2 separate regions of the Homo sapiens genome follow, and region 2 is linked to region 1. Evidence: chromatin contacts called from ENCODE Hi-C or POLR2A ChIA-PET data. All regions are on one chromosome and are shown on one strand. The core of a region is the stretch at or near the end of the contact, and the rest is flanking DNA. Distances in the headings are between cores, read along the strand shown.

Evidence for each region. A loop is a pair of places that touch in the nucleus more often than their neighbours do. ChIA-PET counts read pairs that join two places held with the same protein, here RNA polymerase II (POLR2A). Pooled maps may share reads with other maps.
Region 2: a loop to region 1 is called in a map of CD4-positive, alpha-beta T cell, with 6 times the contacts of the local background. The contact joins the promoter of LIPT2-AS1 here to the promoter of RNF121 in region 1. A Hi-C loop is called at or near these places in 1 of 168 maps with a recorded cell type or tissue (CD4-positive, alpha-beta T cell), 1 of 37 single-sample maps with no recorded cell type and 6 of 50 pooled maps. POLR2A ChIA-PET finds 5 or more read pairs at or near these places in 5 of 52 experiments (CD4-positive, alpha-beta T cell, CD4-positive, alpha-beta memory T cell, CD8-positive, alpha-beta T cell and 2 more).

Annotation. Positions count from the first base shown.
Region 1 is chr11:71,926,560-71,932,565 of GRCh38, forward strand. RNF121 (ring finger protein 121) reads left to right here and starts at 2,487. Exons shown (of 9, transcript NM_018320.5): 1 at 2,487-2,565. The coding sequence starts at 2,503. It overlaps XNDC1N (XRCC1 N-terminal domain containing 1, N-terminal like), which reads right to left and starts at 2,035. Exons shown (of 6, transcript NM_001375847.2): 1 at 1,806-2,035. XNDC1N-ZNF705EP-ALG1L9P (XNDC1N-ZNF705EP-ALG1L9P readthrough) reads right to left here and starts at 2,035. Exons shown (of 11, transcript NR_172895.1): 1 at 1,806-2,035. RefSeq lists an enhancer at 1,868-2,177.
Region 2 is chr11:74,492,018-74,498,023 of GRCh38, forward strand. It overlaps LIPT2-AS1 (LIPT2 antisense RNA 1), which reads left to right and starts at 1,363. Exons shown (of 2, transcript NR_171028.1): 1 at 1,363-1,956; 2 at 4,632-6,006. LIPT2 (lipoyl(octanoyl) transferase 2) reads right to left here and starts at 1,707. Exons shown (of 2, transcript NM_001144869.3): 1 at 1,221-1,707; 2 at 1-347. The coding sequence starts at 1,686. The coding sequence ends at 118. RefSeq lists silencers at 1,473-1,582, 1,693-1,942.

The DNA of each region.
Region 1 (6,006 bases), core at 1,237-3,736:
ATGTGAAGAAAAATAAAAGTAGATCCCTACCTCACAACGTATCTAAAAAATTATACCTAGGCTGGGCGTGGTGGCTCACACCTGTAATCCCAGCATTTTGGGAGGTTGACGTGGGTGGATCACTTGAGGTCAGGAGTTTGAGACCAGCCTGGCCAACATGGTGAAACCCTGTCTCTACTCAAAATACAAAAATTAGCTGGGTGTGGTGGCACATGCCTGTAATCCCAGCTACTGAGGAGGCTGAGGCAGGAGAATCACTTGAACCCGGGAGGCAAAGGTTGCAGTGAGCCAAGATCACCCCTCTGTACTCCAGCCTGGGTGACAAAGTGAGATTCTGTCTCAAAAAATGAAATAAAATAAAATAAAATAAAATAAAATAAAATAAAAGACAAATAATTATACCTAAAAGGCTGGGTACAGTGGCTCACGCCTGTAATCTCAACACTTTGGGAGGCGGAGGCTCAGGAGGATTGCTTGAACCCAGGAGTTCAAGACCAGCAACATAGTGGGACCCCATCTCCACAAAATATTTTTAAAAATTAGCCAGGTGTGGTGGCACATGCCTATAGTCCCAGGTACTCACAAGGTTGAGGTGGGAGAATTGCTTGAGCCTGGGAGATGAGACTACAGTGAGCAGTTATCACGCCACTGCACTCCAGCCTGGGCGACAGAGCCGGACCCTGTATCACTCAGGCTGGGCACAGTGGTTCACACCTGTAATCCCAGCACTTTGGGAGGCCGAGGCGGGTGGATCACTTAAGGTCAGGAGTTCGAGACCATGGCCATGACCCCATCTCTGCTAAAAATATGAAATTTCCCCAGGCGTGGTGGCGCGTACGTAGTCCCAGCTATTTGGGAGGCTGAGACATGAGAATCGTTTGAACCCAGTAGGCGGAGGCTGCAGTGAGCCCAGATTGAACCAGTGCATTCCAGCCTTGGTAACACAGCGAGACACCGTTTCAAAGAAAAAAAAAAAGCACTCAGATTAAAAAACAAAATGAAACACAATACAATACTATATAGTCATGGCTACATATAATTATTAAAAATGGACTGGGAGAACACAAGCTAATTCTAATTCATAATAGTTGCTTCTGGAGAGGATGAGAGGGTAATAGGCTTGAGAGTAGAAAAAACAGGTAAGTTTAACTTTTATTGTATTATCTAGCTTTTAAAAAATAAGCAAATAAATCATAATGCCAGTAGTCAATTTAGGGTGATGGGTGTACAGTATTTACAATATTCTCCGTATTAAGTGTCACAAAATAAAAATGATTATTTTTAAGTAAATGGGATGCCTGTGGATGATGTAGATAATTCCCTGTAATTTTCTGTTGGTCCCAATGTAAAGCTGACTTTTCTAGACGTTCTGTGGGCTCACAGGCCATCCTAGTTCCATTCACCAGACAGATCCAGGCGGACGCCCAGAGGCGTGTGAGCTGGGGCTACAGGCTTGCAAGGTATCGAGTTCACCGGCTGCTGAAAAATCAGTTATGAAGGTATACGTAGGGGTGGGACAGTGAATGGTGTATAAAAAGGAGGGTAAGGCAGAAGCTGGGGCCGCAGGATGTGGGTTAGAAAAGTGTGCCGAGGTGTGTGAACTGGCATGACAGCCTAAGTAAGACGCGGAATGTGGGTGCCCTGGAGGTCCCGCAAGGCTCTTCAGCTCTCAGTTTCGGGAGCTCAAGCCGCACCGCTGCTTTCACAGCTCATCGGGAACAGGCTGCTCAGTTCATTTCCTTGATGGCCACCCTCCTCCCTCTCGGCCACTCCCCTCCCCATCAACAAATCCCAACGCCCCTCACCCGGGACCGTGGACCTCGAGGAGCCACCGTTGCCTCGGATCTCGGACCACCAAACCTATTCTCCCGCCAATTCGGCCTTCTGACCTTCGCCTTCTGACCCCGAGAGCTACTCTTCCGTCTTCCGTAGCACAGGAATGCGTTCTGGGGCTTCAAGAAGCTGCTGTTTTTGAAAATGAGTCCTACCGAGGCAAGATGGCAGGTGCTGCAGCCAGGAAAATACATTTCCGTGTGTTTTAATATTTATTTTCACTCACTACAACTCTTTCGTGGAGGGAGCGGAATTTAAACTTCCGGGTCAGCCTCAGTGCAGCTTGGGAAACGTAGTTCCTAGTCCCCACGTCTCGCTCCTTGGAGCCCAGACTGAGGGAGCGTCGCGAAAGTTGCCCGTTTTGGAACGCTCCCATTTGGCTCTCCAAAGGGAAGAATTGGTTAAATAGTTGCACTGAAAATAATGCGATTCAAATTTCTCATTTTCCAAGAACGCTCCCTTGCTGAAGCTTGCAAGGGCACGGTACTCCCCTCTCCTTGACCCTGAAACGTGCAGCAAGTAGATAACCTCCTGATCCCTGACAGTCTCCGCCTGTGTTGATGCCCCGCCCCCTCTGCTGGAGTCCGAGCCGCCGATTGGCTAGGAGCACTTGAGCAGCGGAAGCAGCTGGCTCGCGCGGGGACTGCGGTGAGGGGGCGAGCCGTGAAGATGGCGGCAGTGGTGGAGGTGGAGGTTGGAGGTGGTGCTGCTGGGGAACGGGAGCTGGATGAGGTAAGCGGAGTTGAGAGACGAGGAGAGACTCAACCTGAGACTGAGGGGAGGGGCAGTGAGGTATCGGGAGGTGGGGGTCTTAGGAGAGAAGGGAAAGATCCTGAGAGGGAAGGAGCTGACTAGGGGGCGGGTGCGTGGAGAGCGAAGTCAGAGGCACTCCTGACTTGGGGACTCCGAGGCGGCCTTGGGAGTAGAAGACTTGCATTAGCCTCAAGGGTGAAGATGGAGGACAGAGAGAGAGGTCGGAGGGGTGGGGGTGTTAAGATTTTGTGATTACTAGCTGGGTGTCTTAGGGTAGGACCGAAGGGCTAAGAGGTAGTTTGAGTTGGAGGGACGTGAATTTCTTCAGGGGAAGGCTGGGCTTCTACTGTGGGAGAGGACTCTGTCTAAGCCTAGGGTGGGGGTTGGGGACACAGACCGGGAAAGAGTGCTAATCCACTAGTAGTATAGCTTTGAGTTATCTTAAAGTTGGAACTGTTTTATTTATCGTTCCATTCTAAGACTTTGTATCTAATGCATGCTCAGTAAAGTTTTGGCCAACGAATGAAGGAACAAGTGGATGAATAAATGATTGTATGCCGGAATTCATGCATTTATTCACTTAATAAACATTATGACTTTTGCTCCGGGTTCTGGGCCAGGTGCTAGGGAGACAAGGGGCCCCTCCGTTGAAGAGCCCACAGTCTAGTGGTGGGAGACAGACAAGAAGACTAGTCATTGCATTAGAGATATAATGGTGGCACTGAGAAGTGTGCAACATTTCAGCTTGGGATAGGGAAGGCTTCCCGGAGTTGCTGAGTTTTAAACGATAAATAAGTGTCTCTCTCTTCTTCTGGATTTATGAGTTCCTTGAAGGTGAGCTCCTTGAGATTGTATGTTCCCTTTACCTATCTAATAGGCATTTAAAGACTGGTGTATTAAAATACCAGTGGTCCTTGAAGGAATCACTAGGAGGAAGGAGATGTTGAGTGTGAAAGGAATGAAGGGACAGGGCAGAGAAGCAGAGACAGAGGTGAAAAGATTCTGAAGCCATGGAGACATTGATAGCTAGTGGTGTTTGTGATCTTGCACATGCCAGCATATGGGCAAAGACATCACAGGAATAGGAGGAAGGGGATTGGTTGTCAGAGATAGAACCAGTGAGATCTCTGAGGGGTCAGAATCTTAGAGGCCCCTTGCTGTGTGTTGGGTGTGGGAAGAGTGGGGAGGATTGGGGATGATTGAAGATGAGGTTCAGAGAAAGGGAGAAGTGGACTTGGGAAGCAATAAGACTGTTGCCTGGTAGTGGGATGAGTTGGAGGAGTTGGATTACCTGATTGGGATCATTAAGGTGGGAGGAAGGGACTGAGAAATTGACAGGTGATCACAGCAGGGGGATTTTTAAAGAAGTGTTGTAGTCTTCTACCTCCCAATCACTAGAGACTACAGGTGTTTGGATACCAGTTGGTTGGTTAGGTGGAGTGGTTGTGGAAATGACCTCCAAGACCCCTTCTAGCTTTTACATTTCTGTGATTACAGTTGGCTGTGGTTCAGTGAGATATATTTGAAGACACTTTGGAAAGGGTAAATACTGTATTGAAGTTCTTATTTAAGGTTTGTTAGTCATGGGCTCTCCCTTGAGACAATTACGTATATCTCAAAGCTGTAGTTACATATGTCAGGGTTCATTGAGATAAACAGCAGAAGTTTTGGCAGAGGAGAAAATAACATTTTCTTTTTTTATTTGAGATGGAGTTTCGCTCTTATTGCCCAGGCTGGAGTGCAGTATTGCAATCTCAGCTCACCACAACCTCTGCCTTCTGGGTTCAAACAATTCTCCTGCCTCAGCCTCCTGAGTAGCTGGGATTACAGGCATGCACCACCACGCCCGGCTGATTTTTTGTATTTTTAGTAGAGACAGGGTTTTTCCATGTTGGTCAGGCTGGCCTCGAACTCCTGACCTCAGGTGAGCCGCCGATCTTGTCCTCCCAAATGTGCTGGGATTACAGGTGTGAGTCACCGCGCCCGGCTAAGAAAATAACATTTTCATTAAGACATGTTTGATTTTTGTTTCTTAGCTTTTCTTTATTGCTTGAAGGACTTGAGAGCGTCTAGTAGTATAATAGACTTTACAGAGTATCATGCATAGGAGTTAACTTTATATGAAACCACTAGCATTCATTCCAGGAACCTTGTTACTTGTTTCATTTCCTGAGAAAAGGTATAATCTGTTGTCTGGAAATTCCGTGTGGACTGGTTCTATCTTTTTTGTTGTTGTATGTTTGAGAAAGTAAGCTCTGAGAAGCAGAACAGTCATCCCTTCAAGCTCCAAAAATAACAGAGGTCTGGTCTGGCAGACCTTAGTTGGTATTCAGGTTTCTACTAATGTCTCCCCAGCTGTTTCTTTGCAGCCTTAGCTTGTGAAACAGCAGGTGAAATCCGTCTTTAATATGTAATTATGGGGTCTACTGTGTGTTATGCACTGATAATTCAAAGATGAGTAAGACAGGATCTTTACCAATTTACAGTCGAGTGAAGAGACATGCAAATAGCGTATTATAATACTAGATAATTGCTGTAATGGAGGCATGTAACAAATGCAGTGGGGCACAAGAGATCAAGCACTTGAGTCAGCTAGGGGGAGTCAGTAAAGTCTTTATGATAGAGATGGGTTTGAGCTGAAAAAGGTTGGGTTTACAAAAGAGCAGTGGTTTACATGTGGCATTAATATTGCCCCCTGTGTAGCACTTTCTGTTTTATTGATAGACTCTAATGTGGAGCCGAGATTATAATTGGGTAATGGGTAGCCTGGCTAAGATGGAGTTGGTGTACTTTTCTACTTCTTTGGAAAGAAGTTACACGCTGTGTATATTCAGGATATTATACCTATGTTTTCCAATATTAGATGCCATTAGCATGATACGTAGTCTGGAATGGCATTCATTCATATTCCTTTTCTCTTTTTTTGTCTGGTTTCATTAATACTTTCTCTAGAAGTTGAGACGTAATTTAGGCTTTCCTAATGGCTTCTTTCTTTAGAGGGATAAATAGAAAAGAGGGTTTAGGAAAAGAGCTACCAGTAGAAAAGGCTACTATTTATTCAGCTCTTAACCATACACCAGCCTCTGTTTAAAACCCTTTACCTGCATCATCTCATTTATTATTAACAGTAGGCATGTGAATTAGATGGAGTTAACCCCATTTTATAAATGAAACTGAGGCTAGAGAGGCTAAAGAACTTTCCTAGGATTCCACAGTTTGTGAATGGGGAAGTACAGCTTCTGATCCAGGCCTGCCTGTGCTATATGGAGCTTAGCCCATGCTATACTGAGCACCTGGGTTCCATTTCTTACTCCACTATTTGTGCTCTAGGGGGTGGGAACTTTAAAATTGTATCGTCTTAATCATCTCATGTAAAAATTGATACCGTATATTTGATAAGTGGCTGTGATTCAAAAGAGC
Region 2 (6,006 bases), core at 113-2,612, 2.6 Mb after region 1:
CTTAGTTTCATGATCAGTGAATGACAGGCCAGGTCTAAAATCTGGGTTTCAGTAGGTGACTCAAGTCAGACTTCATGCTTCCCAAGGCAGGAGCATCCTGGCTGTTATGAGTACTCTTCAGTTGGGGCTGTCCTCTGAGATCAGTGTGCACTTGTAGATCTCCTTAAAGGCCACAAGGAAAGGTGGCATTACTTCTTCCACGGTGACGTGCCTCTGGAGCTCCTTACTCAAGGAAGTGACGCCTGTCCCAACCAGTCCACAGGGCACGATGTGCTCAAACCACGTGAGGTCGGTAGAGCAGTTGAGAGCCAGGCCGTGGGATGTGATGTGCCTTCCACAGCGGACTCCTGCAAGGCAAGCCAAAGGGTCTTAGAGTAGATACCCTCCACTCTCCGGGCTTTGGTGTCCCTCTCAGGGCGATGAGAAAACTGGATTAGATCACCGGTTTTCAAATTTTGTTTCTGGAGAAACAAGGGATTGTACTCAGATGGGAAAAGGAAACAAATGAAAGGAAGGGGTGCGTGGCTTCAAGCAGCTGCACTCATCATGAGGATTCCAGGAAATGTCTTTTAACAGATTCCAATACTTAAAAAAAAAAAAGCTTGGGGACAGGCGCAGTGGCTCACGCCTGTAATCCCAGCATTTTGGGAGGCCGAGGCGGGCGGATCACGAGGTCAGGAGATCGTGACCATCCTGGCTAACACGGTGAAACCCCATCTCTACTAAAAATACAAAAAATTAGCCGGGCTGGTGGTGGGCGCCTGTAGCCCCAGCTACTCTGGAGGCTGAGGCAGGAGAATGGCGTGAACCCGGGAGGCGGAGCTTGCAGTGGGCCGAGATTGCGCCACTGCACTCCAGCCTGGGTGACAAAGCGAGACTCTGTCTCAAAAAAAAAAAAAAAAAAAAGTTTGAAAATTAGCACCCTTATTTGCCATGACATTGTCATTCGCAGGACGTAACCTGGCAATTCACTTCTCTTGTCTCTCCCTTAACAGAAATGCGTGTTGGACTAGATGTGAGGAGCCTTCTGCTTCTGAATATACGATATCTGAAAAGGGGCTTAAAAACTCAAACGCAGCGGGTAGCTGTGATTCAAAACCCGCGCTAGATACGCCTCCTCCCGGCCCTCACCTCCGTTGGTCCAGCCCCGTCAGACCCCGCCCCCAGGCCTCAAGCTCCGACCTCGGCTCTCAGGTACCGCCCTGCTCCGCGGCGCTCACCGATCGCGCAGATCTTGCGATCGTCTAGCCAGACGCCAGTGTAGGGCGGGGGCCGCGCGCGGGCGTCCTGCAGGCCCTGGAGCTCGCACAGGCGCACGGCGCACGCCTCCAGCGACGCTACGTGCATGCGCAAGCGCAGGCCGAGACGCCGCAGGTCGAGTACCGGGTGGCAAAGCAGCTGGCCCGGGCCGTGGAAGGTGGCCAGGCCACCGCGGCCTGTGACGCGCACCTCGGCGCCCAAGGCCCGTAGCCGCGCAGTTTCCTCGGGCGTCAGGCCGCCGCGCAGCCCGGCCGTATACACGGGCCCCGCGGGCTCGCAGAGCAGGAGCGCGCCCGCCTCAGTCCCCGACGGGGCCTCAATGCCTGGCTCGGCCTGCAGCCGCCGCAGCCAGCGGTCCTGCAGCCCCAGTAGCTCGGCGTACGGCACCCGACCCAGGCGCACCAACCGAACGGCGGGTTGCCGCATCGTGCCCACCGTTGCGTCCGCGGGGCCCCGCCCTCTCCGTGGGCCTGGGGGCGTGGCCTGAGGGGCGGGGACTCGGGGGCACACCCCGAGCCGCAGCTCCCAGGTGCGTGTTAAAAGCTGGAGGGGGGATATGTGATCCCAGGACCAAAAGCGCGGGGCCAGACTCATCGGTTCATTCAACAACCAGTATTTAGTGCCTGCTGTGTTCTGCAGGCCCTGCCATAGGCGCTTGATACAGCGGTGCATAGCGTATGAGAAAGATCTGTCCTGGTAAGCTTACATTCTTACAGCAGACGATAAGTATTTTAAGTGTTAAGTAAATAAGGTTATTTCACGTATAAGGTGTTAAATGCTATGAAAAGAAAAATAAAACAGGGTAACGTGGTGTGTCCTGTGTTGAGCCCCTGGGGGACGCAAGAGGGAGATTAGCTTGCCTACAAGGTTATTGGTGGAGGTAGGGAGAACTTAAAGATCAGCACCTGTAAGAAAGTGAAGGAAGCAGGAATTTGTAGGCAGAGGAAGAAGTTGGCCTGCAAAACAGTTGCAGCAGAGGCCTTGACCAATCCCAAGGCATGCTTGGAGCCTAGGATGACCCTTCAGAGTAGTTCCACATTAAAGCAAGGGGGCCAGAAACTCTTATCCTTGCATTGACCAGTCATGGATACAGGCTACACCTGGGGAGGAGCTGTGATTTTTTTTTTTTTTTTTTTTTTGGCAAGACTGCTTCCCTCGGTGGAGGGCGGCCCCCAGAGAAGGACTCAGTTGTGTATCATCAGTAACCAACTCCAGAAGCTGAGGGAATGACTGTCTAGGCCCTGAGGGGGTGTCTGGACCACAACATCAGCTATGTTGCAGTTAGAGTATCATTTAAACAAGTCTGAATTCAATGAATTTTTACTGAGGACTTTTCAGACACCATAGGTGTCTGAAAAACATTTCATAAACATAGACATAAAGATCCTAAGCAAATATTAGCAAATCAAATCCAGCAATTTATAAAAGGATTAATACATCATGATGAAGTAGGGTTTATCCCGGGAATGCAAGGTTGGTTTTGCATTCTGAAATCAAACAATGTAATTTACCTTAAAAGAGAAAAGCCTTCATTGGAAGAAATAATAAAAATTTTTTTTAAAGAAAAGCTATGATTATGTTAAAAAATACAGATAAATCTATTGGCAAAAATAAACACCTCTTCTGACCAAAATACTTAGCAATCTAGGAATAGAAGAGAAATTTTCCAGTCTGATGAAGGGTTCAAATTATCAATCAGGGTTTGGACAAGAGAAATCACATATGTACTATTTTAATTAAATGTTTTATTTGAGAAAATTGGACACTCATATGCAGTTGTAAGGAATAATATGGACAGATTATATGTACCCTTTACCCAGCTTCCCCCAATGGAAACACCTTGCAAAACTGTAGTACAATATCACAACCAGGATACTGACATTGATAAAGTCAAGATGCAGAACATTTTCATCACCACAAGGATCCCTCATGTTGCTCTTTGTAGTTACACTGCTTCTTAATTCCTGGCAAACGTCTGTGTTGTATAGATGGAATCATACAGAGTGCAACCTTTTAGAATTTTTTTTTCACTCAGCATAATTATCTGGAGACTCATCCAAGTTGTTGCATGTATCAATAGCGCGTTTCTTTTTATTGATGAGTAGTAGTCCATAGTATGAATGTACCACAGTTTGTTTAGCCATTCACTCACTGAAGAACACCTGGGTTGTTTCCAGTTTTCAGATATTCTGAGTAAAGGTACTGTAAACATTTGTGTACAGGTTTTTGTGTGAACTAAGTTTTCATCTCTCCGGAATAAATGCCCAGGAGTGCAGTTGCTGGGTTGCATGGTAGTTACATGTTTCGTTTTTTAAGAAACTGCCAAAATGCTTTCCAGAGCGGCTGTACCATTTTACATACCCACCACCAGTGTATGAATGATCAAGTTTGTCTGCATCCTCATGAGCATTAGCTTTTATTTTAGCCATTCTAATAGGTGTGTGGTGGTGTCTTATTGTGATTTTAATTTGTATTTCCCTATTGACTAATGATGTAAGACATCTTTTCATGTGCTTATCTTCCATGTGTATATTCCCTTCAGTGAAATGTCTGTTCATGTCTTTTGCCCATTTTCTAATTAATTGTTTTTCGTACTGTTGAGTTTTGAGATATCTTTATATATTCTAGATATTAGCCCTTTGTCAAATATGTGCTTTGTAAACAGTTTCTCACAGTGTATGGCTTGTATTTTCATCCTCTTAACCGTATCTTTTGCAGAGCAAAAGTTTGTCATTGTGATAAGGTCCAATTTATCCACTTTTCCTTTTATTGATGCTTTTGGTTTAATAACTCTTTGCCCAGCCCTAGATCCTGAAGACATTCTACTGCCTATTTTTTTAAAGATTTTTTATTTTACATTTAAGTCTATGATACATTTTGAGTTAATTTTTTATTTATTATTATTATACTTTAAGTTTTAGGGTACATGTGCACAATGTGCAGGTTAGTTACATATGTATACATGTGCCATGCTGGTGTGCTGCACCCATTAACTCGTCATTTAGCATTAGGTATATCTCCTAATGCTATCCCTCCCCCCCCCCACAAAATTGACAAATGGGATCTAGTTAAACTAAAGAGCTTCTGCACAGCAAAAGAAACTACCATCAGAGTGAACAGGCAACCTACAAAATGGGAGTTAATTTTTAAAATAGGTGTAAAACTTTGGTTGTTGTTGCGGTTGTTCTTTTTTGTTTGTTTGCATATACATGTTACATTACGCCAACACCATTTGTTCAAAAGGCTATGTTTCCTCCATTGAATTGCTTTTATGCCTTTGTCAAAACCAGTTGGACATATTCGTGTGATCCTATTTCCAGTTTCTGTATTCTGTTCCATTGATCTATGTGTTTATTCCTCTACCAATACAGGCTGAGCATCCGTAATATAAAAATCTGAAATCTGAAATGCTCCAAAATCCTAAACTTTTTGAGTGCTGACATTATGCCACAAATGGAAAATTTCATACCTGACCTTATGTGAGTTGCAGTCAAAACACAGGTGCACAACACCCAGTTCATGCAACATCCCCAGTGGGAAAAAAGACCCCCCCAGCTCTCTTCTGCTGCAGTTTTTCTGCTCACACCTGGATTTCCCCATGCATTCCCACAAAAAGTAATTAAATGGCATGCGTGCAGGCTGGACACGCCAACAACAGGTTTCCCACAATGCCCCACATGGGGCCAAGACCTGTGTGCATTACTCACTGCATTTTTTTGCTTATTCTCTGCTGTGTGGTATAAATATATTGTTGAAAATGTCAAAAAGACCTAAAGATACCCCTGTGAATATCAGTGATAAGAAAAAGAGGAAGCATTTATGTTTATCTATAGCACAGAAAGTCAAGTTGTTGGAGAAACTGGACAGTGGTGTAAGTGTGAAACATCTTACGGAAGAGTATGGTGTTGGAATGACCACCATATATGACCTGAAGAAACAGAAGGATAAACTGTTGAAGTTTTATGCTGAAAGTGATGAGCAGATATTAATGAAAAATAGAAAAACACTTCATAAAGCTAAAAATGAAGATCTTGATCGTGTATTGAAAGAGTGGATCCGTCAGCGTCGCAGTGAACACATGCCACTTAATGGTATGCTGATCATGAAACAAGCAAAGATATATCACAATGAACTAAAAATTGAGGGGAACTGTGAATATTCAACAGGCTGGTTGCAGAAATTTAAGAAAAGACATGGCATTAAATTTTTAAAGACTTGTGGCAATAAAGCATCTGCTGGTCATGAAGCAACAGAGAAGTTTACTGGCAAGTTCAGTAATGATGATGAACAAGATGGTAACTTTGAAGGATTCAGTATGTCAAGTGAGAAAAAAATAATGTCTGACCTCCTTACATATACAAAAAATATACATCCAGAGACTGTCAGTAAGCTGGAAGAAGAGGATATCAAAGATGTTTTTAACAGTAATAATGAGGCTCCAGTTGTTCATTCATTGTCCAATGGTGAAGTAACAAAAATGGTTCTGAATCAAGATGATCATGATGATAATGATAATGAAGATGATGTTAACACTGCAGAAAAAGTGCCTATAGACGACATGGTAAAAATGTGTGATGGGCTTATTAAAGGACTAGAGCAGCATGCATTCATAACAGAGCAAGAAATCATGTCAGTTTATAAAATCAAAGAGAGACTTCTAAGACAAAAAGCATCATTAATGAGGCAGATGACTCTGAAAGAAACATTTAAAAAAGCCATCCAGAGGAATGCTTCTTCCTCTCTACA